Linked DNA regions of Homo sapiens: region 2 is linked to region 1. The links are chromatin loops, found by intact Hi-C in ENCODE. Cell type or tissue: CD14-positive monocyte. All regions are shown on one strand. Region 1 overlaps CD1D (CD1d molecule). Region 2 has its middle 12 kb from the start of AIM2.

The links. A loop is a pair of places that touch in the nucleus more often than their neighbours do. Peaks named below come from ENCODE experiments on the same cell type or tissue, not always from the same donor. Only the 100,000 strongest peaks of a DNase experiment are listed, where the experiment ranks them.
Region 2: it touches region 1 in a loop (2.7-fold over the local background); 2 of 110 quality-filtered maps call a loop at or near these places.

The regions. Positions count from the first base shown.
Region 1 is chr1:158,184,988-158,187,487 of GRCh38, reverse strand. CD1D (CD1d molecule) reads right to left here. Exons shown (of 6, transcript NM_001371762.2): 6 at 1,061-2,500. Among named protein-coding and RNA genes, the nearest start is that of CD1D, 5.3 kb to the right of the region's middle. RefSeq lists an enhancer at 1,286-1,799. In CD14-positive monocyte, no CTCF peak of the experiment used is centred here; a DNase peak (open chromatin) is centred at 1,537; H3K4me3 peaks cover 1,923 bases; H3K27ac peaks cover 1,964 bases.
Region 2 is chr1:159,087,958-159,090,457 of GRCh38, reverse strand. It overlaps a transcript of AIM2 not described here. Among named protein-coding and RNA genes, the nearest start is that of AIM2, 12 kb to the right of the region's middle. In CD14-positive monocyte, CTCF peaks have their summits at 849 and 1,049 (motif pointing right); DNase peaks (open chromatin) are centred at 2,077 and 2,287; H3K4me3 peaks cover 909 bases; H3K27ac peaks cover 2,500 bases.

The DNA.
Region 1 (2,500 bases):
GCAGTGAGCCGAGACCACGCCACTGCATTCCAGCCTGGGCGACAGAGCAAGATGCCATCTAAAATAAATAAATAAATAAATAATTGAAGAAAAAAAAAAAAAAGTGGAGCAGGCACTTCCGAGGATGGTTTTGGCAAAAAAAGAACATCCATTCTCAGCTCTTAAAGAAAGAGCTACACCGCAAAGCAAAGCAAACCAACTCCATGCCATAGACTCATGAGCAAAAAGCAAATTCAAGTAGTAGCTTTGGAAAGTTCACAGATTTCTGTGTATAGCTGAGAAGACACATGTATCCTCCTGAGTCCAATCAGGAAATAGAAACTCCACCATGAGTTTAACAGAGGAAGTTTAACAGAATTATTAAACATAATAAGAAAATAATTATAATATGTAAGAAAACTCAGCAAAAAACCCTAGGGTGGAAGGAGAATATCCAAAGAAGAGCAACTCGGAAGTGTGACTCCTCCCCAAGGCTGGGGCGCAGATCTTATTGGAGAAGGTATGGTTCAGTCCCATACCTTGGGTAGCAGAGACATTCACAGGTTTACCCAGGCCAAAGCTGGCCTGAAGTAGCTAGATAAGCTGGAAGAAACCCTCCTGGCTTGAGGCAGGGGCTTGCAGAGGAAGTACTGCTCAGTGGAAACCTCCAGGCAGTGGGTGGATTAAGCACAGGAGATGCGAGGGTCTGCAGATAGAATGGGGTACTTGGAGGGGCAGGGACCACAGGCAGCGCCACACAGGATGTCTTCCCACCCACTTCATTGACCCACCACGCAGTAGCTGGAAGCTGCAGGAGAGCCCCTTCCTCCTGCTGTGTCCCTCCGGGGCCCTTTACTGAAAAAGCTTAACAATGTGCTGACTTTTTAAAGGAACTCTGTTCATTGTCACTGAGCCTATTATGAAGAATGAATTTGGAGCAGAGTGGTAATAAATTCACAATCAGCACAACACTCAGTAAGAAACATGATACTCATAAAAAGAGTATTAACATGTTCTAAAATGAATTCTCAGGATTCTCTGAGATATTTGGAACTGAGTATTTATTTGAAGGAAGAAAAAATTTCCTGGAGAGATAAGCCTTTATTTTCTAAATAAATTAAAATTGTTTAAAGATGAGTCAGAGCTACCATAAATTCATGCAGAGGCATTTCCAAAAGGACATCAGTAGAGACTTTAACACACGTGCCCTCAGAATGCAGAAGGCCAGTGGGGTTGGTTCACAAACTTGACACTGCTAGAGGAACCTAAGCTGAAGAGCGCCACGTGAGGGTGGGCAATGTGGTACCAAACACAGCAACAGCCTCCACATCTTTTAAGGCATTACACACTTGAACTCCACAAGTCTAGGAGATAATCAATAATAGATAATTATTATCCTCCTTTGGCACAGGAGGAAACTGGTTCAGAGGCTAGAACTCCAGTCCCCTCAGCCAGTGCACTTGCTGGTTCACCTCACTGCCTTTGTTTTTCAAAGCTCTGCTTCAAATTCCCCTCCCTCCAGGACGCCTTCCCTGACTAACGCCAGGCCAATGTCCTTTTCACTTAGCACTTTGAGGAAGTTGTTGTATAACATTGCACAATGTCTAAGAACAGTGGTTCTCTAACTTTAGCTAAGCATCAGAATCACCAGGGGGCTTGACTATTGAGCCTGCTTCCAGACTCAGAGTTTCTCATTCAGCGGGTATAGGATGAGGCCCAAAACAATTTGCATTTATAACAAGTTCCCAGGTCCTGCTGAGGCTGTTGGTCAGGTTACTACAATTTGGGAACCATTGATTTAAAAGCTAGCATAATTTTTTTTTAAGACAGGGTCTCCCTCTGTCATCCTTACACTGTAGTGACACAATCACAGCTCACACTAACCTGGAATTCATGGGCTCAAGGGATCCTCCCACCTCAGCCTCCAGAGTAGCTAGGACTACAGGCGCTCACCACCATGGGTGGCTAGTTTTTTAATTTTTTGTAGAGACAGGGTCTCACTATGTTGCCCAGGCTGATTTCAAATGCCTGGCCTTAAACAATCCTCCTATCTCAGCCTCCCAAAGCACTTGGATTATAGGCATATCCAAGTGCTTTGGGATATGTTGAAGCTAGCAGAATCTTCACGCACATCCTAAATTCATATGTGCAAGTCTAGTATAGAGAGTGTGAAATGTTACTTTTCTCAAGCAAACACTCTCCAACCGTTAAGTCTCACTTATTTTTTCTGGGTGTTCAGGGACCCTGACTGCCAAGAGATTTACCTCCCAGCTAGGCAAACATGATTTTGGCCTCCTTATTTCTTTGGCATCAGAAAGGTCTGCTACCCCTGTAAGTTTCCTGCTCTGTCCTCTCTAAGATAAGAACACAGCATGGCTGGGCTACCATCACCATCATCGCTGCAGCTCATGCTTGCCCAAGTGGTGTTGGCCCTTTCCCTACATTGTCTCTTTTAATAGCTGTAAGTAAAGGAGACTGTTGTTGTTGCCGTTGTCGTTTTGGGAAGGAAGGGATGCCTTCA
Region 2 (2,500 bases), 900 kb before region 1:
TTCTAGCAGTATGCGAGAGAGACTGATTCATGGACTTTAAATTCATGTATTATTTTTACATTCTGGTATATTTTTGCACTTTATAGTCACATCTTTTTCTGGTGTATGTATCTTTACACTGCATTCCTGCACTTTATTTAAAGTGACAGTATTTGTGAATATGACTGAAGTTAAGAGTTGAATGTTGTCTTATGTTGGGTCCCCAAGAAACAGACTGTTAGATTTGCCTGCAAGAAGTTTATTAGAGGGTGCTCTTGGGAACACCTATAAAGGAGAGAGGGAAACTGGGTTGGGCGGAGGGAGAAGTTAAATTGCAGTGAGGGCTGCAGCCAATCCCCCTGGGAACCCTAGAGCTGGGATGGCCTCTAGTTATGCCTAAGTGAGGCAAGAAGGCTGTGACCTTGAACCTCCTCATAGACCCTAAATCCTTGGCTTCAGGCTTTCTCCATGGAAGGATGCAACCTTGGGGAAGGCAGTTCCCTTCAGCATAGGGCAGTCCTGGAACACAGACTCAGGTGTCAGCTGTAACACTTCTAGCAGCTGGGAAAATAGGCACTTTGGTTGTCTGGTTGAAGGGTCTAGGGTCCAGTTACTGAAAACAAATAGTTACTGAACTAAAAACCGATAGAATAGGTAGGGCAGAGATGAAAGAGCAGTGATTTATGGAAAGCTTAGAAGAATAACTTCGTCGTAGGAAACCATGTGTATATTCTTATGATTGTGTGATTCTGGGACTCAGGGTACATGTTTTGAGTGGCCATTTTTGTTTTGACTGGTACATAATTTAAAGAACTAAGCAGAGTGATCCTGTGTTTGTTTGTTTGGTTTTGCATTCAGCTATCCTGAGAGTAAAGGAGTGAAACTAGGAAAGAAACTTCTTAAGGGAGAACCAGATAGTGAAACTAAGCAGGGGAGCCTGTAGGTAAGGGGGTTGAACAAACAATCCAACACAGGGGCTTCTTTAAGCAAGTGACATGCTTTATGTCTACCTTCTGTGCTTCTATCCTGATCTACCTTGGTTTTTATCCTTTTGGTTATGGAGTTGAACTTCTTCATCTTGCCACCAGGAGGCAGTGTTTTTTAGTGCTTAGGAGGATGTGCTTTGGCTACACCAGATGAAGTTCAAATCTTATTTCTACCATTCACTAATTGTATGACCTTAGTCCATTCACAAACACCGCTAAGCCTCTATTTTCTCATCTATAAAATAAGAATAATGACGGTACTCACTTTGCAGGATTGTTAGGAATATTAAATTGAAATAATGCTTATAAGCACCTAGGTCAGAAGCTCACAGCTCGTCTCACTTGCCAGAAATGGTCTCTTTTTCCATCTCATACAAATGACAGTCCTTAACCAAGTTTTCTTAAGAAATTCGTCAGTGTTTTCTTTGAATAAAGTATGAAGGAGGGAAGTAAGATGTAATGGGTTTGGTGATGAACTAAGTTAAAATGTGAAAATGGAGATACCTGTGAACACAGCTGCTCTTAGTCATTGTTTCAGTCCATTTTGTGTTGCTTATAACAGAATACCTGAAACTGGGTAATTTATAAAGAAACAAAATGTATTTTTTACAGTTCTCGAGGCCGAGAAGTTCAAGGTTGAGGAGCCCATCTGGTGAGGGCCTTCTTGCTTGTGGGGACTCTGCAGAGTCCCCAGGCAGCAGAGAGCATCACATGGAGAGGCAGCTTAGTGAGCTAGCTCAGGTCTCTCTTCCTCTTCTTTTAAAGCCACAAGCCCCACCCCATCATAAGCTATTAGTCCATTAAGCCATTAATCCATTCATGAGAGCAGAACCCTCACGACTCATCACCTCTTAAAGACCCCACCTGTCAATATTACCACATCAGGGATTAAATTTCAACACGAGTTTTGAAGGAGACAAATATTTAAATCATGTCAGACATCAATACATAGAAAGAAAAAGCTGCAGTTACTTAGACACTGCAGTTTCATTGAAGCTGGTTCTTGGTGGAGGAACATCATTTGCCTCCATGGAGGCATATGTTTTGATATTGAATTGGGGAAAACCAGACTGAAGCTGTAAGTCATGCCCTTGGCATTATGAAGCAGCAAACATCGGGCCCAGCTGACTCATGCAGCTCCTGAATCCTGGCATTCCTTCCTCTCATGGTTCTAAGGCATGTTCTTTTATTGAAAAAACTTCTTGGCCACATGTTCAGGAAGATGTAGGATCCAAGTGTCAGAGACATAACTTCTGTGTCTCACATCTCACAGTCACATACCTCAAAGCCATTTTCCAGAGGCAGTTCAGTCACCCCCAGACCTCAAGCAGGCCTGATAACATCAAAAGCATCCTGTGCCTCATCTATGCCTCTTCCTCTTTTTCTGTCCACCCGATGTTCCACCTAGAGACTCAACTTATCACCAGTTATATTAAATCTTTCCACTATTTTGTAATTTCCCTTCATCTACTTTGTTAAATGAGAAACAGGAAAGAAGCAAGAATAAACTGAAAAATTTTTAATTATGCAAAAAA